Linked DNA regions of Homo sapiens: regions 2 and 3 are each linked to region 1. Evidence: chromatin loops called from intact Hi-C (ENCODE). Cell type or tissue: HCT116. All regions are shown on one strand. Region 1 has its middle 16 kb from the start of RNF182. Region 2 has its middle 27 kb from the start of CD83. Region 3 has its middle 71 kb from the start of CD83.

Evidence for each region. Hi-C counts contacts between places; a loop is a spot of excess contacts. Peaks named below come from ENCODE experiments on the same cell type or tissue, not always from the same donor. Only the 100,000 strongest peaks of a DNase experiment are listed, where the experiment ranks them.
Region 2: a loop joins it to region 1, with 14 times the contacts of the local background. A loop is called at or near these places in 79 of 110 quality-filtered maps.
Region 3: a loop joins it to region 1, with 5 times the contacts of the local background. A loop is called at or near these places in 59 of 110 quality-filtered maps.

The regions. Positions count from the first base shown.
Region 1 is chr6:13,904,559-13,912,558 of GRCh38, reverse strand. No RefSeq gene overlaps it. Among named protein-coding and RNA genes, the nearest start is that of RNF182, 16 kb to the left of the region's middle. In HCT116, a CTCF peak has its summit at 3,507; a DNase peak (open chromatin) is centred at 3,478; H3K27me3 peaks cover 1,335 bases.
Region 2 is chr6:14,141,141-14,149,140 of GRCh38, reverse strand. No RefSeq gene overlaps it. Among named protein-coding and RNA genes, the nearest start is that of CD83, 27 kb to the right of the region's middle. In HCT116, a CTCF peak has its summit at 4,332 (motif pointing right); a DNase peak (open chromatin) is centred at 4,360.
Region 3 is chr6:14,043,140-14,051,139 of GRCh38, reverse strand. No RefSeq gene overlaps it. Among named protein-coding and RNA genes, the nearest start is that of CD83, 71 kb to the left of the region's middle. In HCT116, CTCF peaks have their summits at 4,455 and 6,811; DNase peaks (open chromatin) are centred at 4,479 and 6,799.

The DNA.
Region 1 (8,000 bases):
ACCAGCCTCGCCAACATGGAAAAACCCCATCTCTACTAAAAATATACAATTAGCCAGGCATGGTGGCAGGTGCCTGTAATCCCAGCTACTCAGGAGGCTGAGGCAGGAGAATTGCTTGAACCCTGGAGGTGGAAGTTGCAGTGAGCTGAGGTCATGCCACTGCACTCCAGCCTGGGCGACAGAGCAAGACTCTGTCTCACAAAAAGAAAAAAAAAAAAAGATAACTATGAGGAACAATGGTGATCATATGGTAATTCAGGCTTTCTTCGATATTCTGTAACTTTAAGTCACTTAATAGAATGCCAAGGCTTGTTTCTGCTTCCCCATCTGTCTCCATAGCCTGGGATCCACTCCCTTCCTCCTTAGACACAATGGTGACACAGAAGAGGAATGTGGAACACCTAATAGTTTCTCACAGAAAAAGAACCATTCTGACTTCAAGCAAGATCTTTCTACAAATTTAGTTCCCTTGAAATCTTCTGATAATACATAATGAAAAATGAAACAGGCAATATTTCATGGACATGCTTGCATATTATTTCACTTTACTTCTATGAACTCCCAAATCCCCAACTAATTTTATTGCCTGCATCCTCATTTTCTTCTTTTTAACAGCCCCCCCTCCACCATCTATGCATTTTGACCTGACTCATATCCCAGGTTCAAAAATAATAATAATAATTTCTAAGAAAAAATGGTCCCCTGTGTAAGTGAATGACTCTGAGTTTGTCCTGCCTAACCCTTTAGTGCCTAGCTAACATGATACCACTGCGTCTCAAACCAGGAGCAGTAGCCTTGGCTCTATGGCAGCTCCACCCTAAGCGTGCCTTGTTTTTCCATATATAAAATGAAGGGGGTTTAACGAGGTGATCACACACACAGATCTCTTCTCTCACAAGCAGTATGGCCTATGATTAAGAGCAGAATTTCTGAAGCCCTTCCAGTTTTACACAAGAGATTCTAATGTGGCCTTTCTTGTAAACTAAGTAACCTTGGGCAAGACTCTTCATACCCCTGTGTCTTGGTTTTTCCATCTGTAAAATGGGCAAGATTAAATTACCTATCTGGTGAGATTGTGCTGAGGATTAAAAGAGTTAACATATGCAAAGTGCTTAGAATACTACCTGGCAAATAAGCTCTACATTAAGTAGCTGTAGCTGATTATGGATTCTTTTTTTAAAAACAACTTTTTTGAGATATAATTCACATGCCATACAATTCACCCACTTTAAGTGTATAACTCAATGGTTTTCAGTATATTTACAGAGTTGGAAAACCATGAGCACAATCAATTTCAGAACGTTTTTTATCACCTCAAAAAAATACCCTATACCCTTTAGCTATCACCTTCTGATCCTCCTACACTTTGCCCCCAGCCCTAGGCAACCACTAATCTGCTTTCCATGTCTACAGATTTGCCTACTCTGGAGATTTCATATAAATGGAATGATACAATATGTGGTCTCTTGTGGCTGGCTTCTTTCACTCAGCATCATGTTTTCAAGGTTCATAAATGTTGTAGTGTGAATCAGTATTTCATTCATGACATTGTATGAATATACCCATTCAACAGTTGATGGACATTTGGGTTGTTCCCACATTTTAGCTATTATGAGTAATCCTGCTATGAACAGTCATGTACAAGTTTTTGTGTGGACATGCTTTTTCATTTTCTTTGGGTATAAACCTAGAAGTAGAATTTCATAGGTAATTCTACGTTAAATCATTTGAGGAACCACTAGACTGTTTTCCAAACTGGCTGCGTTTTTTTTTCATTCTCACCAGCAGTGTATGAGGGTTCCAATTTTCTACATCTTTACCAACATTTGTTTTCTGACTTTTAGATTCTAGCCATCTTACTTGGTGTGAAGTAGTATCTCATTTTGGTTTTGATTTGCATTTCCCCAGTGACTAATGATGTTGAGCATTTTTGCATGTGCTTATTGGCCATTTGTAAGCTTTGGATTCTTATAAACTATCTATTCCTGATGCTTCAGGAGACCTTATACAGTCAGAGACACCCACAGTAGATCCAGATCCTAGATTTCTATGAGAGTTTGAGGATCCTGTTCACCATATCTTGGCCCTTACAATGTGAGGCTATTAGCCAACTTCTTTTTTATTTTATTTTAAGTTCTGGGGTACATGTGCAGGATGTGCAGGTTTGTTACACAGGTAAATGTGTGCCATGGTAGTTTGCTGCACCTATCAACCCATCACCTAAATGTTAAGCCCAGCATGTATCAGCTCTTTTTTCTGATGCTCTCCCTCTCCCCACCCTCTACCACACAGGCCCCAGTGTGTGTTGTTCTCCTGCCTATGTGCGTGTGTTCTCATTGTTCAGCTCCCACTTATAGGTGAGAACATGTGTTGTTTGGTTTTCTGTTCCTGTGTTAGTTTGCTGAGGATAGCCAAGTGCTTGATGTTACACCACTCAAGGGAAACTGGAAGAGTAGGATATTCCATCTTGAATTTGATCAGGCCCCTGTTTAGCTTCCATTTCTACTCTGGCTTCTTTCATTTCTATGAAAACCTGAAAACCCTAAGACATCCCTTTTATTCCAGTGTCTTCCAGAAGTTCCAATTATCATAATTTGGATTTTCTTAAATTTTTCTGCTGCTTTCTATCTTTTTTCTATGTGTAGAACCTCTCACTGTAAAGTCTTCAAGGTTGTGGAACATGTGTATCACTCCTTATGCACATGGTAGTGATCTGTACCTACTGGCTGAGAATGTGATCCAAGTCTTACCACATTCTAAGAAGCAGCCTCCTTAAAGTAGCTAAAGCTGTTTACACTGGGTTTGTGACTTCAAACAAATTAATTTACTTTTATTTCCTCATTGGCCAAACGAGATTCATAATAACTAGTTTGTAGAGGTCTTGTGAGGAGCAAATAGGATGATGTATATAAAGTATTTACACGGTGCTAAAGAAATAATAAGAACAAAATAAATGTATGTATACCCATCAACCAGTTTATGCCTACCTTAGGTTATCCTGTTAAAAGTCACCTGCAGGTTGACCCTCCAACCCCATGGGGCCAATGGTGCACAGCAGGATTCAAGATATGAGCTGCCCAAGAATACAATTTGCTGAGAGGTTGAAAAATAAGAGCAAGGAACTCCAGACTCCTAGGGACCACGTAGGCAAGGCTGAATTTTCAGGGGAATTTCCACTCCATCATGCTCAGAGATAAAGGAGCCAAGGCAGAAGGCACTGAGCAGTCCAGAGAAGCCCTCAGCCTCATGCCCTTTCTGATTGGCCTTAGGCATTCCTTCAGTGCTACAAGGACACTTCTCCTAAGCCTCAGAAGAAGAATCCAAACACAACAAAGTTCTCCACATCTGAAGAGAAGAGCCATCTAAGACGACTGAATGAAACAATCTCCAGAGATGGGATCTGTTCTCAGCCATGGCTTTCCCTTTCTTGTGGCTTTACAACAGATCCACCTGATAAAGACTGGCTAGAAGGCCTGGGGGTTTAGCTGCCTGGTCACTTGCTGCCATCTATGGGTAGAATATTAAAAGTGACCTAAGGGGAAATTAAAATTTCACACATCCATTCCTGCATTACGTTTAAATGTCGCTCTACAGAAAGTAGCTTGTTGTTTATTCACACTGTTTTTCCTAATTTGCAGAAATATCAGACGGAAGCTTTAGGGTATCTAGAAACCCTACTATAAATATCAAATCTGACTGAGAACTGTGATGCAGATTGTGCTACTGGTTTGAAAAATAAATGGATCCTGATTTCAAGCTCAGTATAGACTTTAAGTGGGAGCAAATTTTGAAAATAGAGATCAAATTAAGAGTTTTTTAGTAACAAAAGTTACTGTTTTAACTAAAAATAAGCTCATCAAAACCTAATAGAGCAGAAAAGGTCCATTTGTCACAGCTGCCATAGAATTAGGATCTTCACAATTATTTTAAATAGTACTTTCTCTCCACAGCTAGAAACTTCTGCATACAGAGACAGAAAAATGGGCTTTAATGAGAAAAGCTCAATTGTGTCCTGAAATATTTATACCAGCTTTGCAAACAAGTATAAAACATTTACCAATGCTGCCTACAAACACTCTCTTGAAAAGGATACAAAATGTAATCTCTGATTCACCAAAACACACACACACACAAAGTTGTTTGATTTATCTGGTCTGCCAATTTTAGATAAATTAGATAACCTAATTTATCTGGTGTGCCAATTTTAGACAAATGTAGATAAAAGTCTAGGGTAGGTCGAATAGAACAATGAAAAGAGAAAATGGCAACTTAACTTGGAGATATGGAGGTAGATGACCTATGCACATAATTCTTAAAACATTCAGCATATTTCTGGTTGTTATAACTATCTCTTAACTAGGTATGAGATCTTAGAAAGTAGAAATTATATTTTATTTATCTTTGTATACCCCACAGCCATTCTATTGCATGAAATTTAGACAATAAATATTTGTAGAAATCTAGTCGATCAAATTTATTTTGTACTACTATGTGCCAGTTGCTGCTCTTGATGCTTGTTCTGGGCATTGTTGCAGGAGGAAGGTAGGAAGGGAGGGAGGAAGGGAATGAGGAAGGGAGGGAGGAGGGGAGGAAGGGAGGGAGGGAAGGAAGGAAGGAAGGAGGGAAGGAAGGAAGGAAGGAAGGAAGGAAGGAAGGAAGGAAGGAAGGAAGGAAGGAAGGTAGGTTGGTTTGTTTCAGTGTGTGTTGAAATGATGAGTTCTAAATTTAGCCATAATATAAGGCAGGAGAAATAGTACTTTGTTGAATAGATAAGCTCAAACAGGATCTTTCGATTTGGCTAATAGTCTGCCTTGGTGCAAGCCTGCATTACCAAGAAAATGCAATGCATAAAAGCTAAACTTAGTTGGTTAAATCCAAGCAGATCAGTTGATTACTTTCAGTTAAGGCAGGTAACAATGTCACCTTTGAGAAAAATAAAAATAGATTCTCATCTATGTTATTGACACTTGTATTTCTAGAACCCAGAAAAGTTCTTGCCACATAATCCTCAACTAATATCTATTGAATGAATATTAATATCATAACCTCCTTCTAGAGGCATTGTCTAGCATACTTGTACAAATAAGGCTTTCAGAGAGATGGAACGACCCTCTCAAGGTTGTTTAACTAGAAACTAGTTGAATTCCAACTGGCATCCCAATGTTTGATTTCTGAGATTCCAAAGTTGGTCATTAGACCAGATCATGTTATACTGCTCAGATCTTGATTCTGGTCTTATTGATGCAAATAAATGCAGAGAAACAAGTATAGTGAATCTATAGCCATGGCACCTGCCTTTGCCGCAGAGCCTCACTCTGTCCACCTTCTGTCTGATGGTATCTGAAGGGTTCCATGATAATCACTGAATTACATAACCACCCAAATGAGATTGTTCTTCCATCTGTTAAGGGCCATCAGAGCCCCCGTGCAATGAATTTCAATTTAAGGAGCTTTATGTTCCATCTGGAGCAAGAGGATTCATTCCTATATAAGAGGAAAAGATCACTGTGATTTTAACCTGGTTTTAATGACAATGACTCAATTCAAATTTAAAATTTTAAATGATGTTTCAATATTGTATGTTTCAGCACACTGAGAGAATCATCTTGCCAACAATTTCCAAAGTCACATTTTCACAGCAGTAAATGCTCATTAAACCATATATACATGAACTCTCATTGCAGTATTGTCTGTAACAGGAAAAAACTTGGAACAAGCCCAACTGTCCATCAAAGATGGGATAAAAAAAATTGTGTTATGTTCATACCATACAGCTATTAAAAAGAATGAGGTAAATCTACATATGCCAGTGTGACAAGATGTCAAAGATATCACAATAAATGGAAAAAAAAACAAGATGCAAAACGCCATGCGTGTTTTTAATACAGAGAATGACTGCAATAAATGTCAGTATATGCATATCAAAAATTTTGGAAGAATATACAATAAACTATAAACAGTAATTACATTGGGAAATAACATTATGGGATAATTTCACTTTATTTTTTATTTTTTGAGACAGAGTCTTACTCTGTCACCCAGGCTGGAGTGCAGTGGAGCGTTCTCGGCTCACTGCCACCTCCGCCTCCCTGGTTTAAGCAATTCTCCTGCCTCAGCTTCCTGAGTAGCTGAGATTACAGGCGCCCATCACCACACCCAGCTAATTTTTGTATTTTTAGTAGAGACAGGGTTTCACCATGTGGTCAGGCTGGTCTCGAACTCCTCACCTCAAATGATCCGGCTGCCTCAGCCTCCCAAAGTGCTGGGATTACAGGCATGAGCCACTGCGCCCAGCCTCACTTTAAACTTTATACATCTCGGCACCATGTAAAATGTTGACAATGATCTGTAATTTAAGAAATGCTTGTTTTATTTTGTTTTAAATATAAATAAGTATAATAAATAAATTTAAAATTAGAATAATTAAACTGAAAGTTTAAAATGACACTTTATATGTAAACTGAATATGATCCTTTTGGAGAAGTACTGTGTGTCACAAGCATTACAAATGTTTATATTCTTTAGCCCAGTAAACTTTAATACAAAAAAACTTTACTCATGAAGATATTTGTTACATTACCGATATAATGCAAAAAGTTGGAAGCAAACCAAATTATTAATAGAAGAGTTAAACTGCCATTTGCAATAAAATATTATACAGCCATTCAACATTGTGATAATATTGTGACTATGAAATAACATGAAATGCTTATAATGTCAAGGATAAATGGAAAAATATAAAATTAAATATTTAAATATGCTTGGTAAATATCTCAATGGTAAAGAAGACTATGAAATAACATTGTGTTCATTAAAAAAACTGTGTTATGTTCATACCATACAGCTATTAAAAAGAATGAGGTAAGTCTACATATGCCAATGTGACAAGATGTCAAAGATATCACAATAAATGGAAAAAAAACAAGATGCAAAACGCCTTGTGTGCCTCTGTTATAATGTTAAGGATAAATGGCAAAATATAAAATTATACATTCAAATGTGCTTGGTAAATATCTTAATGGAAAAGAAAATAGAAAGAAATATACCAGCGCTAAGTAATATCGTTTAAATGGTATCACTCTTGGTTATTTTTCTTCCTTACACATTTTTATACTTTCAAATTAACCACTTACTACATTTGCACCAGAAAAGAATGTAATCATTGATGTTGATGAGATATTAAAAAGAGCAACATTTTTTTAATCACTGGCCAGACATATAAATGTATTCACATTTTTTCTTTCATTTGACCCTTGGCTTCGTGTTGAGGAAAGGTGTGTTCCAAGCCACTGCCACTAGCTTTTCTGCTGTTCTGGAGCAACCACTCACCTCTCACTCGGTTTCTGTGAAATTCAACTACTTCATTAGGCTGAATGAGAGACTGAATAATTTATAAGAAATAAGATTTCCACAAAAGAAGATAGATTCTTCTTATGACTAAGCTTTAGCTTCACAAGACAGCAAGAAGTGATTGTTGGGGGGATCAACAATTTCCACATCAAGAGAATTGAATACCAGTCACGAGGCAGACATCTCCTTGGTGAATATGCTTTGTGCCAGTTATTTACTTCTCTATTTTTTCAGTGTCTTCACCTGTGAGGGTACTGTGTTGAACAAGAATCTTAATTTTAGTCTTAGAATTTTCCTAAAATGAAGGAAATGGGAAGTATAGTGAGGTATCTGCTGTGTGCCAGGAACATACTAGATAGGTATATTACCTTTAGTTGACATAAAAGAAATTAATATTCTAAGAGAGTCAGAAGTAGACCAAGGTAGTGACAAAGTTAAGATTTATTCCCAGGGCCAGGAGAGGTGGCTCATGCCTGTGATCACTTTGGGAGGCTGAGGTGGGTGGATTTCTTAAGCCCAGGAGTTCAAGACCTCATCTCTAAAAAAAAAAAAAAAAAAAAAAAAAAATTAGCTGAGCAAGGTGGCATACACCTGTAGTCCCAGCTACCCAGGAGGCTGATCACCTGAGCCTGAGGAGATTGAGACTGGTG
Region 2 (8,000 bases), 240 kb before region 1:
TCATTTTACAGAAGAGAAAAATGAAGTCAGAACAAGGATGTTAGCAAAACTGAGAGAGTTGTGAGTGCTTGCAGCAAAGGGGTTACCGATGCTAAATAAGCTCATCTGCTCTCTAGAACCCCAGACAGATTCACGAATTACAGGCCCCGCTAGAGTGTCATTGAAGGTGGGAGACAGGGCATTGAATCAATCAGGAAGATTGATTAGATGTCACAAAAGAGGCAGTAAGACTTCCCAACTTGTCCAGTGGGGTAACTGGTCCCCATGCCCACTGCCACCAGGATATGCAGGGGTCTTATTTGGGGGATGACATGGACAAGCTCCAGGCTCGAGGCTACCAGGCAGGTCAGAGGGCAGGGGCTGGTGCCCCGCTGACATCAGGGCAAGGAGTAAAAAGCCCAGATGCTGGACCCTAAGACCCCACCACCATGCTGCCTGGGCAGAGCTCAGGCAGTCACCCCCAGGCAGGAGACTGGAGCGAGACTGGAGGTATGATGTGTGCAAAGCCGCAGAGGCTGAGACTGAACTGCAAACAACCAGGCAGGGAGAGCATGAGCCCTGAGCAGGGAGGTGGGCAGAATTCCAGTGAGGGTGGGAGACCAGAAGGCTCTAAAAAAGTGAAATGGCATGGCCAAACCAGCACTGGAACAGGATCGCTCTGGCAGCAGAGGGGCTCTAAATAATGAAGGAGGTAACACTGGGAATGACTGGTTGGGTCCAGGTGAGGACGACAGCTCCTGAAGAAAGGCATATGGGGGAGGGAGAATAGGTTTGAGAGGAAAAGTTAAAACTAACAGAGTCAGGCCGTCTCTCACTGACCTCTTGGTTCAAAAGGTAGGACCCCAAGCTCCCAATGTTGCCCCTTTAACCTTGCCAGTTAATAGACCCAGAAAGACCTGGGTAAGTGAATGTAAAGAAATATTGCAAGTTGAGCCATGCGGTTGCTGTGAGATTTTAAACCAGTTGCCCACTTCTTGCCAGGAAATGTAATCTCATTTTGGGTTAGATGGATCTGCCAGGAAATACTCCAGTGTGCAGTGAAGCTGTGGAGTAGAGGTCAATTTTACAATTACGAAATAGCTGGCTTTTCCAGAAACACCAGCAGTCACCCGTCTACATCCTCAAACGGCAGCTATGAATATCACACCTGTGCAGCCTGTCACTGGGGGACACACTGGGGATGATGATTCACGTACGGTGGGAATGTGGGGGTACGCTGGGTGCACAGCCAAGTGTGTGCTATGAGCTGGACAAGGTGGGAGACGAGGTTGAGGCTCCTCTACAAACCTCGTCAGCTAGGGCTGGGCATCAAAATTAAACTTGTGCTTCTACCACAGCCCTCATTGTATCTTCTCATGGCCTGGGCAGTTCTTGGACCATCAAGGTCTACAAAATTGGCACTCCCCCCAAGAGAACTAAGCCTCCTTTACTTCTTCTACTTGGCACTGACGATGACTTGAGCTGTGACAGAGCAAAGGCCAAAATATGAATGCCATCTGGGCTTTAACAGTTACTAACTAGAGGAATAGTTCAACAACGCCTTTCGACTAGTGGGAAATAACGGAGCTAGTGTCTTTGGCCAGTCTCAAATCAGTCCTACCCCTGACTCAGGCAAGGTTTAAAGGGGGCTGGGACTAGGAAGAGGCAATTCACCTGGGATGCAAACCATGAGGGGATCCCAGAAAACTCAGCGATCAAGATATAAAATATTTCCAATATTTCTAAATGTTTAGAATATTTCCAATATTGCAAAAATTAAAATGAACATAGAAAAATCCATGATGAATAAAATATCAAAATGTTATACAAAAAGGTGCCCTGCCAAGCCGTACTGGAGCCTGAAGCAAAAGAAAAAAATTAGTAATGCTGGTTGTTTACTTATTTAAAATTTGCAGATTTTGCTCATCATTCCATTCACTTGGATTTTTAAAAAAATACAGCATTAAAACATTTTAATCTTGAGTACTGACTCTTTGGACACCTTCTTAAATCTCGTGCCAGAGACAAACACCCCACTCTTGGACCAGCTTCATGGGAAGGAATTTGAGTAGTTTTACATGTGTTCACTTACAGTTTTGGACACCCTACCTCACCCCAACACATACACACACACACACACACACAAACATGTATGCACATACACACAAAAGGGCTTGGAGAAATTCAAAGCCAGTCTTTGGAGCAGACATCCCGTCCATTCACAGAGGCTATGCAAACAACTTTTCTCATTTCTGTCTTCAAGAGTGTTGCTGTTCACCTTTAAATACACACCTGAGATCAGCATTCATAACAGAGCTGTGCACTTGGGTTGTGCTCACACACAGAAAGGAGGAAAATCAATTTCAATCCCCGAAGGACCGAATTACTGGTGCAGAAGGTCACTAAATGCTAGCACTTGCTCAGTGGGCTTGGAACAAGATCCTTGTTCTCATTGCTTCGCTGCACTTCTAGCAGAGTGTGGGGGAGGGAGGCCTGGAGACTGGCTCTCACCAGGGAAGAGAGCGATGTCGCTTGTACAAGCCACAGGATAAACACTTAAAACAGCAAAGGGGACACGGCAAACACATGCATGAGCAATGTGGAGTCCCAGACTGACGTTCGCACCTAACGCTCTGGAGAAATTGGCCAAGATTGGCCCAACCAACTGAAAATATTATTGCTGTAATTCTTTCAAGGTCGCTTGTCAGACTGGGTTATCTACCTCCCAAGAGCTTGCTGCACAAATCGGCCTTTCCAGAGAGACAGAACTCAGGGCTGTGTCTGGGGGACCCTCTCAGGCCTGGTTGCCATTTTGCTCACGCTCTTCCCTGCCAAGAGCATCTGATTCAGGCCATCTGGGGTCTGTAGTGGACAAGGGACGAGCCTGGATCCTGTGCCAGTGGTCACGCAGCCTGAGTCCTCCCAGATGTGGGCACACTGGTGCCATCTCTGCCACCTCAGAGATGACTGCAAATATTTGGTTGGAAAGTACACCAATGGTAACATGATCAGAGGCACGGAGGGGCAGTAGTCAGGAGAAGGTGGCCAGGCTTCTTCTGCACACATGTTCCCAGAAGCACACGCATTCTTCCCCCAGTGTGAGGAGGAGGGTTTAGCAGCAAAAGCCAGAGCATGGAAATCAAATAGATCTGCAGACGTGAGTCTGGATCCTGGCTCCACACATTAGCCATGGGACCTTGGGACATTATCTGACTTCTCTGAGGTTCAGTTATCTAATCCATAAAGTGGGGAAAAGCTAACGGATGCAAAGTGCCTGGTGCGAAGCTCACGCTCCCCACGTGTGTACTGCACCCTTTCCCCAGCAAAGACCTGCCACATAGGACCTCTTCTCTTCTCTGCACCAATCCCTTTTCTGTGCCCAGAACCTCCAGGCTGCTCTTGCTTCCTGTTCATTATGGTTGAGGCTTGACCTGGCTTTCTCTTTACTCAGCATCTGGCACTGGGGACAACGGGATTTTTATGAGAATAAAGGAGCCAGGTGAGAGCATCCCACTCCCAGCTTGCATGATTTAGGCAAGGAGGCAGGGAGGAGAAGAGGAAACTAAGGCACACCTCTTCCTCTCCTCTCTCCTCTGCTCCTACCCAGTCCTGAGGACCAGAGCAACCATGAGAGCGGGCCTACCGGGCTGCATCCCAGTCGACCTGCTGCTATTCTGAACTAGCTCTTGGGAGGGCCATGAAGGACATGCAGAGACTGAAGCTGAAGGAGGTGGCTGGTCACTTGTTCCCACATTCTTGTGGGGAAGGGAGGTTATAAGAGCCCGAGGGAAAGAAAACACTGCCCTAAGCGATGGGCTCATCAGGAACTCTAGTGCACATGAGCAGAAAATAGGCTGACCTTGTTATTTGAACAAAAAGATTCATGCAGTGGGAAGGGAAATTTGAAATTACAGATGCCCCCTTCCACCCCAAATCTAAGCTATATGGCAACCAACCTCCACAGGCTTCCTAGGGAAGATTACTGGGAGACTGAACCTGGTGGGTCAAGCCTGTTCTGGGATTAAGAGTTACAAAGATGACAGAGAAAGGCTGTACAACCTGTGAAGTCCCACGTGGGCAGGGCATCTTCCTGTAGTGACAACAGTTGTGTCTGGCCCCTGCTGTGGTTTTTGGCTAATGTTGGGGGCAAGATGTTTTTGAATGGGGCACTGGGGTGGTGGAAAATGCCCCAATTCCAGGAACTGAAAGAAACGCAAGAAGTTAGCTTATTATGTAGGGAGGTTTTATTGGCAAGAGAGGCCTTTACGACTCCCAGGGGCCCAGCGGCCGCAGCCTTGGGAGCAGCAAGTCAGCCTGAGCAGGAGGGATGGGGGAAGCAGTTGCTTAACCCATCCACCAGGTGGCAGCACAGACAGCAGCAGTGGCCAGACCAACAATACAACACTGACGGGGGGCCAAGGGCCAAGGAGAGCCATGGAGGCCCACAAGAATGGGGCCTGTGCGCGGGACACCAGCCCTATTTGGTGGGGAAATGCAGCGTCAAGGATAATTTTATTTTTATCAGGGTTGTTACTCATGTCCTTGGTCATGAAGAGCCTGGAGAAATAAAGTTATACTCAAAATTTGTTAGGATTTGTTTTAAAAAATGAAAATATAATGAGTTATTTGGCAAAGATCATTTGTGTCTGGGTAAATTCGGGTTAAAAATATAAGGGGGGTTCAGAGGTCACTTTTTTTTTTGAGACAGGGGTCTCATTCTGCCACCCAGGCTGGAGTGCAGTGGTATGATGCACTCATTATGACTGTTACTTATAGCTCACCGCAGCCCCAACCTCCCAGGCTCAACGGATCCTCCTGCCTCAGCCTCCCAAGTAGCTGGGACAACAGGCACACGCCACCATGTCTGGCTATTTTTTTTTATTATTATTTGTAGAGACAGGATCTCGCCATGTTGCCTGGGCTGGTCTTGAACTCCTGGCCTCAAGTGATCCTCCCACCTCGGCCTCCCAAAGTGCTGGGATTACAGGCGTGAGCCACTGTGCCCAGCCTGGAAATCACTTTCAAAGAAAGTAAGGTTGCTGATTTCACCTCCTTTGGGTTCAGCTGATGCCGATGTTTGGCCTAGTCTAAGAGGAGTGACTTCTTGCTTTCTTTATATTGCTTTGCTCTCAGCCTGTGAAGAGGATCCATCCACAACTCGAGCTGCCTCCCTGTTGCTCCGCATTTCTGGTTCCCCAGAAGATGAACCCTACCTTAGAGAGAAGAGACAGAGAAGGAAGAAGCCCCACTGCCTACTGTTGGCCCACTGTGGACAGGCTGCTGCTGCTGCTGCTGCCAGGAGCTCTCGGGGGTGACCCTAGACAAGGAGAATCTTCCCAGGGAAATCCTGGGAGGGGCTAACTAAAGCCACGTAGAGTAGGCAGCAACTTCTCTCCAAGCCACAGTCCAATGGCAGGCTCAATTATGCAGCCTCCTTCAATGGAGCCATCTCTCCCAGCCTCGCCTTCTGCCCCTCCTCCAGCTTGCCGGGCCTATATCATCAGCTTCCATGCTCCAAAAGAAGAAAACTACTTATTGAGCAGAAGCAAATGCTACTGATAATTTAACACATACTGCACACCACACCTTTACACAAATATCAATGCATTTAGTTCTCACAACAAATCTATGAGAATATCATACCCATTTACCAGATGAGTAAATTGAGTCACCTGGATTCTAATTCACATTGACTGACTCCAAAGACTATATTTTTTTCACACCAGTGTGTCAGCCACCATCTTTCTACCTTATTATGTGTTACCCCCTCTGGGGCCTGTTTGCATTTTTTTCAAAGGAGCCTGAAAAGGGTAAGACTAAAGATAAATACCACATATAATCTCTTACCACGAACGTCTGCAACCTCACCCATGCCAGATGAATGGTATTTCCAGACTTTGGGTCTTAATGTCTAAAGATTTTTTTCCTTTTGCTACACTTGATCTAGCACCACTGGCTTCTGGGTGCATTCTTTGATTTTCTGATTTATTGTGGGGATTAAGAAATGGAATGTGTTAAATGCATTTGCACAAGTGCAATTCAACATGTTAAGACAGGATTGACCTGCCAAAACATCTAAGTGTCTGAGAACCATCAACACCTGCCATGCCAGAGGATCGCTGTGATGTCCCTGTCACCACCATTGCACTCTGACCTCATCTCCAGCTGGAGCACACCACAGTCACAGCCCAGTCCCTCCAGGAAACCTTCCTTCAGTTATCAAGATGGTAGGGTGTGTTTTTAAATGAGTGATCATTTTAACAATCCTGCATTTGAAAGCTTTCCAATATTCAGATTATTATATTAGTTTCTAGGGCTGCCATGACAAAGTACCTGAAACCGGATGGCTTAGAACAACAGGAATGTATTCTCTCTTAGTACTAGAGGCCAGAAGTCTGAAATCAAGGAGTCAGCAAAGGCCATGCTCCCTCTGAATCTGTTCCAGGCCTCTCTCTTAGCTTCTAGTGGTTGCCAGCAATCCTCAACATTTCTTGGCTTGTAGATGTATGATTCCAGTCTCTGCCTCTGTCTTCACAAGGCCTTCTCTTCTCTGTGTGTCTGTCTCCACCTTTCACTTTTGTTATAAGGACACCCATCCTAATCCAGAATGATCTCATCCTAACTTGCCTACATTTGCAAAGACGCTGTTTCCAAATAAGCTCACATTCACAGGTACCAGGGATTAGGACTTCTACGTATCTTTTCTTGAGACACAATTCAATCTACAACAACTACCTTTTCCAGATATCAATAATCAATCATGGCCTATTCTACTAGGCACACTAGATACAGCGATCCTCCAGGCAGCCGGCCTGGCTGTACCTACCAGCAATCAGAGCTGACACCTGCGGTGAAGCCGATTTGCCATCACAATTCTCACTAAAGGAATGAGTCTGAAATGACCGCAATCTAACATGTGGTGATGAGCCTGCTGGGGAGATCATGCCAGCATCCTTCAAGCCCGGGTGTGGGTGGCCAGTTGACTGTATGCATAAAGTGGGTCCTGCTGGGGAGGGAGTCATCACACTGTCTCTTTGGCCTGGCAGGGACTATGTACACCTGACCAGAGCCCTGGATTCACAAGGGAGATATTCCCGGTGCCTTTTCTGAGTTCGCAATCCACATGCATTGTAGTATGGCCTGGTTCCAACTTCACTCCATGCATACATTTCTCCTTCCTATACCCCCTGCAAATTGGAAATAGTGATACACAGCCATCTCACAGGGCTGTTGGGCAATTTAATTAATGTTTATAAAGCACTCTGAGGTCTTCAGATGAAAACTGCTGTGTAAGTACAAAATTATTATTAGTTCTCAGCCTCCTGTCCCTTGACTTCTGACATAGGCTTTTGTTGTTCCTGAATGGGAGCCGTTTATGGGCTGTCCAGCTGGCTCTTTTGGGTACATACACATTTACAGATTTTTTTCCCTTTGAAAAAAGCATTCCAACTCTGTGGGATGTCTCAAAGCTTTTCAATGTCTGAATTTCTCTCTACTTGTCTCTACTAAGTACTGTAATCTACAAGAGTAGATTGTAAACAGGCTACTTTTGCAAAGAGTTGGGGCGGGGGACAGGAAATGGTCAATTTGAAGAAATAGCTCCTCTTATAATGAAGAATAAAACAATATCTCCTTCTCATGCAGAATCTAAATGAACCACTAAGTGAGGTCTGTCTCCCTCGCCCAGAGGGATACTGTACGTGTTTATGCATTGAAAGAAGAAAAGAATAGAAGATTTGCTTCCACTGCTCACATTTTGCCTCCTTCCTTCACCCTAACTTCTCAGGAACCATGGAAACAAATACACCCCACCTAGATGATGTTTTCCTGATAGTCCTTTGTTGCCTCACTGTGCGCTGCCTGGGATCCCACAGGGAGAATGAAATAAAAAAGTGGAAAAGAAGAAAGATATGTCTGCAAGTGAAATGTCTTGTCTCCGAAGGACAGAGTGGGGCTCGTGTGTGATTTATCAAGCTCTGGGGGCAATAAACAATGTTATATTCCTTTTCCTTTTCCCTAAG
Region 3 (8,000 bases), 140 kb before region 1:
AAAGAGGGCATCTTCTTATCTTTGCAGATGTTCACCAAATCCCCAGGTCTAAGTGTGAAGAAAGCTAGGGTTTATGGTAGAAAAGGAAAGCCAGACTCCCCTGAGAGCCCTTCTAGGGAACAGATTGAGTCCCATCTGCACGAGCAATGGTGAATCAAAGGTGGGACTCAAGTTCCCAAGTCTGCTCCTTCACTCTGGGCAGCCTATTAGATTCATGTGCTTCTTGACAGCTTTGGACAAAAATGATCATGCCCCTCCTGATAGCACCAGACAGGTCAATGTGACATGCAGCCATCATGCCTCTGGATTTGGAGGCTCCCCAGGAGAAGCAGCTCAAGCCCGGCTTCGACATCCTGAAAGTGTTTCTGTGCCACCCCACAAGCTGCTGGTTGGTCCATCTCAGCTCCCCTCATTCACCTGCTCTGCCCTGCACTGTTTGGTAATCCAGCATTCTCTGCCACTCATTCTACATGCCTATCCACCCAGCCCAGCAGTCTAACCATGATGCTGGTGGTAAGGAAAAGAGAGAACAGGGGCTTTCAAGTGGAACTTGTATTGCTGTTAAATAAGAATCACTCTCCCTTAGATGTGTATATATGAATCTGTAATATGGACATAGATGGACAGAGATGTCTCCTTTTCCCTGTTCTAGCATTTGAGGCCACCTCCAAGCCCCACCCATGGTAAAGTGGAGAAGCACAGGGCCAGCAGTCTACAATGGACGTCATGGGCATGATTATGAGAAGACTGAGCAGGAGAGAGACCCCAAAGACAACGCTGCTCCCCGCAGCATAACTAGATGGCACAAGGAAGCACTGAGTTAATACTGGGTGTTGGGGAAAAGGTACGAAGGTGCAAGGGAGATACTCTAGAAAGGATACTGACTCTCTGTCTGAGATACTCACCAACCCATGTCAGCCTAACAAACTCCTACTTAATCTTTGAAGCCCAGTTCATAATGTCCTTTCTACACATTTCTGTAGCCCCATCTACCAGGACCTTCTCACAGATTTTTACTTTCTCCGTGTTCCTAGAACAGAAACAGCCATGATGTCTCAGTCAACAACAGATCACATATACCAAGGTGGCCCCATAAGCTTGTAACAGCATATTTTTATTGTATCTTTTCTGTATATAGATACACAAATAAGTACCATTGTGTTCCAATTGCCTACAGTATTCAGTACAGTAGCACGCTGTACAGGTTTGTATCCTGGAAACAATAGCCTATACCATATAGCCTAGGTGTGTAGTAGGCCATACCATCTAGGTTTGTGTAGGTACACTTTATGATGTTCGTGTAATGACAAAATTGCCCGACGATGCGTTTCTCAGAACATATCCCCATCACCAAGTGATGCATGACTGGATCTTGATTACCTGAATTTTACCAACTTCTTAAACGCTGACCCTAGAACTAAGTCCACCCTCAAATTATCCCCTAGTTATTTTTGTGGGTCCCCAAGGGCTCTCATAAAGGAGCTCAGCAACACCTCCATGGGTGAACTTCAGTTTTTGATACCCATATCTCCTTGAGGAGGTGCCCTTCTCTGCCCAGTGGCAGATGCCCTTGTGAAAATTCAACACTTCCTGGTCCAAATTGCTTCCCTGGGCTGCTCTGGCCTATGGCAGACCATGGGAAAATGGCTCTCCTTCTGCTCTGTGCCTTATTAGGTTGCAAGAGCCTTGAAACACTCCACTATGTGTACTCCAAGTCTTATTGACCCTCCTTTACCTCTGGTTGTGTTTCCTCTCATTGTAGGTCCAGCCTCTCAGACCAGGCAGCGAAGGGAGTCATGCCTTCCCCTCCACACTCCTGTCTTTCTCTTCAGCATCCTGGGAACCACGCATAAGCCTTTCCTCCTTCTTCCAGTCTGAAACAAACCAACAAAAGCAACAATGCCCCAACCTCTGTAAATTAATGACCTGGTCAGGGAAAGGTAACTAGCCCCATTCATACAATCTCTGGTCAGACTGGGTTGGAGACACACACCTTTGTACATTCCCTTGCCACATGCCCTAAGAACCTCTAATATAACACTTGTCACATTCACTGTGATTACGTCATCAAGGCTAGACTCCGAGATCTTTGAAAGCAGGGACCATAGACTATTCATCTTTGTGCCACTCTCCAATTCTGCACTCAATAAATAATCATCACGTCTAATATTTAATGAGTACTTAAAATGGATGAGTCAGTGCAGGCTAGGACTTCTATAATAAGAGCTCCCCATTCCTCCTCATCTGAGTTCCTAAATAAGTGTTTTTAGCTTTAAAAGCTTAGAAGGGTGAGCAATTAACCTTCAACTCCTTTCCCTACTCCTGGTATAAATTGTCAAACCTCCCGCAAACAAAAACAGTGCATAAAACCATCAGAGCTTGTGAGAACTCACTCACTATCTTGAGAACAGCATATGGGAAACAGCCCCCATTATTGAATTACCCCCCCACAACATGTGGGGATTGTGGGGCTTATAATTCAAGATGAGATTTAGGTGGGGACACAGCCAAACCATATCAGTTCAACAAACATTTCATTATTTGATAATTCTCCTTAAAAGAAGTTGACCGATTATTTCAGTTACCTCTCCAAGTGCTCTAAATTAGAAATGAGATATGTAGAAATCATCACTACAAATTTGACTACAATACAGTAATTTGTAAGGTGGGGTATTTGGGCGTGGGTATTTGAAGGTCAATCATTTCTACCCTCTGCAGGGTGTAGAATGCATGGAGTTTTACCCTATGTTGCTTAAAACATCTGCCAGACTCCCATGCCCACCTTCTTGATTTGGTTTTCTAGTTTGGTAGCAGTCCCAGCAAAGACCACAATGACTAATATTACCATTATTAAGAAGAGAGTTCCATGATCTTCTGGAACCATAAAATCTTTTTTTTTTTTTTTTTTTGAGACAGAATTTTGCTCTTTTTGCCCAGGCTGGAGTGCAATGGCACAACCTCGGCTCACTGCAACGTGCGCCTCCCAGGTTCAAGGGATTCTCCTGCCTCAGCCTCCTGAATAGCTGGGGCTACACGCACGTACCACCATGCCCAGCTAATTTTTTATATTTTTAGTAGAGATGGGGTTTCACCATTTTGGTCAAGCTGGTCTCAAACTCCTGACCTCAGGTGATCCATCCACTTCAGCCTCCCAAAGTGCTGAGATTACAGGCGTGAGCCACCATGCTGAGCTGGAACCATAAAATCTTATGGTTTCAGATCATTTAGTTCCACTAGTCCTCTCATACCTGAGTCTCCCAGTCCAATCCCTAATTCTCTAACAACAGTCTGCAGACAGCTGCCTCTGAATCATCAAGGAGCTTATTATCAAATAGAGATTCCTGGGACCTCCTCCTGGAGACTCTGGTTCAGTATGTCTGAGAAAGGACTAAGGAAAATTAGTTTTTATGATTAAATGCCTTCCATGATGTGCAAAGCAAACCAAAACTACTTCAGACAATTCTGAGATTTTTGTCAAGCTGAAATTTTTGCCTCCTACCTTCTACCAATTGGAAAGTTCTTTGGAACTAAACTGAACTAGTCTAATCTTTCTTCCACAGACAGCTCTTCAAATATTGAAGATAAGTGTGAATGATTTCCTAGGGCCAGTGTCCTCTAGATTATAAAGGGCTAGTGTCAACAGTTCTTCCTTCAATCATAGTGCTTTTTGGTCCAAATCTAGATTATGAACTTCTAAAAGGCCGGGACAATGTCTTATTAATCTTTTATCACGATACCCAATTCTTAGATATGCTTGATGCCCATTCATTTATTCAGCTAACATTCATAAACCACCTACTGTGTGCCAGGCATTCTTCTAGGCCCCCGAAAATACAGCAGTGAACCAAACAAAAGTTCCTGATCTCATGAAGCTCACCGTCTCATCAGGGTGAGAGACAAAAGGCAAATAAATAAATACGGATGTTCCCCAACTAATGATGGTTCCATTTACATTTTTTCTTTTTACTTTGAAGTGTTGCAAAAGCCATACCCATTCAGTAGAAACTTTACTTTGAGTACCCATACAACCATTGTTTTTCACTTTCAGTACAATATTCAATTAATTACATTTGATATTCAACACCTTATTATGAAATAGGCTTTGTATGAGATAATTTTGCCCACCTACAGGCTTGTGGAAGTGTTCTGAGCATGTGAAGGTGGGCTAAGTTATAATGTTTAGTAGGCTAGGTGTATTAAATGCATTTTTGACTTATGATATTTTCAACTTATGATGGGTTCATTAAGTCGAGGAGCAGGGATGGATATATGTCAGATGGGTGCTAGGAAGAGAAATGACGCAGGTAAAGAGTGAAGAGTGCATTCATTAAAAATTTGTTAATTTGAAATCCAAATAAGCCTTTCATTGGTGGGGGGGTCCAGATGAGCATAATGTGCCCACTGAATATTTGTGCATGCAGGTCATTATTCTTTGGTCCTCGGGGAGAGAACGATCCATGTTCCAGCCAATAGAGGGAGACTGAGAGCAAGACGTAGCTCCGTGGTGCCGAGCTCCTAAGCAAACACCTGACAGGGCAACGTGGAGTCATCTCCAACAATTGCCAAGTGAGTAAATTACCCAGTAACTCTCAGCCAGGAAAAACTTCTTAATAGTATTTTTTATTATTAATTATCACCAGGCCATAGAATACTTTTTCTGTTGAGGATTTTCTTTCCTTGCTCATGCAGAAACAGTACTCTTGCGTGATGGGCAGAGTTCAGTTGGGGCACAAACATGTATTTTTTTCCCCAGGACTTATCAGTGAGGCTGAATCAATGAGCTAGCCATACAGAAATAAGAATTCTGTGACTTCTCACAGCATAAAGAGCATTTATTTGGAATGTTTGCATGATGATCCTCTCACACTGAATTAACCAGCGATTTGGTTCATGAAGTAGTCCATTGCTTTAACATAATGTACGTCCAGACACAGTAGTTGTTGAGAAAATGGGGTCTAAAAAAAGAAAGTTTGTTGCTCAGGGGCAGGGAGGAAATAATAGATAATAAAATAATAAAAATAATATTTTTTTTGGCCGGGTGCAGTGGCTCACACCTATAATCCCAGCACTTTGGGAGGCTGAGGCGGGCAGATCACCTGAGATCAGAAGTTCGAGACCAGCCTGACCAACATGGGGAAACCCTGTCTCTACTATAAATACAAAATTAGGTGGGTGTGGTGGCGCATGCCTGTAATCCCAGCTACTCGGGAGGCTGAGGCAGGAGAGTCGCTTGAACCCGGGAGGTGGAGGTTACGGTGAGCTGAGATCATGCCATTGCACTCCAGCCTGGGCAACAGGAGCGAAACTGCGTCTCAAATAATAATAATAATAATAATAATAATATTTTTAACACCCCCAACCTACAGCAGTGACCCTCTTGTTTAAAAAAAAAAACTCTAAAATTCAGAGTAGATATCTAGCCCTATCTGGTTCAACCAGCATAAATGAGGCTTCAGTAAAACTCAAGAACCAGAAAATCACTATTTACACAAGTGCCTCATGCCCCCATATGGCCCCCATAATGTCTAATACACATAGGGAAAGCTCAAAACCTATTTTTTGCTGCCAGAAATGTAGGGTGGGCATCCAATAGGCATTCTCTTAACAGGCTTGCCCTTTTCCTAGGGTAGACAGAATCAACATCTCAACAGTTTGCCATCCACAACCCTCACCCAGAGTCATTACTGTTGCCTACTGGCTTTACCTCACCGCAGGTGCTGGATAGAAAACCCGCACCTCTGGCCAGGCGCGGTGGCTCACGCCTGTAATCCCAGCACTTTGGAAGGCCAAGGCTGGTGGATCACTGGAGGTCAAGAGTTCGAGACCAGCCTGGCCAACATGGCAAAACCCTGTATCTACTAGAAATACAAAACATTAGCTGGGCGTGGTAGCGAGTGCCTGTAATCCCAGCTATTTGGGAAGCTGAAGCAGGAGAACTGCTTGAACCCCGGAGGCAGAGGTTGCAGTAAGCAGAGATTGCGCCATTGCACTCCAACCTGGGCGACAGAGCAAGACTCTGTCAAACAAAAACAAAAACAAAATCACCTGCACATCCCACATTAAAGCATAACGATAACTTCAGAGCCACGTATTGAGCACTCTCTATGTACTATTTTACATCATTCACACATTGTACTATCTAGTTCCCCTCCCTCCCTGCCTCCCAGTTAATCACGTGGACGTTCAGACCCATCTTAATACGATAGAAGTTCAGAAAGTTTCAGCAAGTGGTTGGAGAGGTGGCAGAGCAGAGAATTCAGGCTGTACGTAAAAAGTTGTAAGCCGTAGACTTTAATCACTTCCTAATTCTTATTTGGCAGAATTTTCATAGCAGGAATGTTTTGAAATACATAGCTTCTGTGGAAAATGATGGGCATTATAATTTGAAGAGAGTTTTTGTTTTTATGGTTTGGGGCTTTTTAAAAATGCTTGCTTTTATCTGCATAATGTACTCATTACTAAAACCATGCTTCAGAAAAGAAACTGGCAATCCACTTAATGGTAGGGTATTTTGTGTCATTTTTTCTTTTCCTTTCTGAACATAAAATAACCATTGATGACCTCTATTTGTTCCCAAGACTTTATATTTCTCACACTGTACAGGAAAATAGCATCAAAGGCCACTAGACCATGTGAGAACCTCGTGAGCTAGGAAGCACGTATTGATAAGACATATATAACATCAGCATTACCCCATCTCATCTTCCCAATGTCCTGCAACACTTGAGAAGGCTATTTGGAGCGAGTTGCAGTAGACAGAAGCTTCCTTGGCCCCAGGGAACTGTCCAGGGAGAAGCTGGGAGGAATCTGTGTTTGGCTCAGTGGCACCCCCATCTGGAGACCAAGAGAAGCGCTGGCTGACTGTCCTGGCTTCCTTCCTTAAAAGGATTCATTAGGCTGGGCGCGGTGGCTCACGCCTGTAATCCCAGCACTTTGGGAGGCCAAGGCGGGCAGATCACGAGGTCAGGAGATAGAGACCATCCTGGCGAACACGGTGAAACCCCGTCTCTACTAAAAATACAAAAAAATTAGCAGGGCGTGGTACCAGGCGCCTGTAGTCCTAGCTACTCGGGAGGCTGAGGCAGGAGAATGGTGTAAACCCAAGAGGCGGAGCTTGCAGTGAGCCGAGATCGCGCCACTGCACTCCAGCCTAGGCAACAGAGTGAGACTCCATCTCAAAAAAAAAGAAAAAAAAAAAAAAGATTCATTAGTAACTGGGGCAGAATCTATTCCCCAGGGTGCGCACAAAGCCCTTTTCACTTTCACAGCCAACAAACACTTTGATGTCCAAAGCCTCGCCAAAAAAAAAGCAGCCATTTCCTCTCACAGCAATAATATCAATTCCCCACGTTTTAATGGAACTCTGCACTTAACAAACACTGTCACACCCATTATCATCTCATTAGATTTCAGTGAAAGAACGAGTAGAGCAAAAGCAAAATAATTCTTTTCTCAGAAATAACTGTGAATGAGCCAGTGGTTTATGTTCGCCGGGACATTGCACCGTTCATAATTAACGTCATCTCCGTTATCAGCCTCTTGTGGTCCTCAATGCTTCCCCAGGGAGAAACTGAACTGTAAAGAAAACCAGGTTGGGGAATCGAGCCCAGCTTAGTGTCACCTCATTGATGTGACTCAATGCCTGGTGGATACACGTGTTTCTCTGGGTCACCCAGATTTGGTCAAATGCTCTTGCTGGGGGTTCTGCCTTCAGCAATCAGCAGTAGGGTAGGACATAGAACTCCCTGAGAAAACAAACAAACAAACAAACAACAAAACCTATTACATGGTATATGGAAAGATACATCTGAGAGATTTGGTAAAGAGGCTCTGTTGCCCACCACACCAAGGTGCCGATGGGCTTCTCCCTGGTCTATATGCCCTTTGGGCACCAGCTGCCTCCTGGCCCACCACCCATCCTCATGCAGGGACTCCTGGCCTCTGGCCTCCCGTATCCTTCCTTCTGGCTCTCTCTACATCCCATCCTTTCCTTTTCCGGG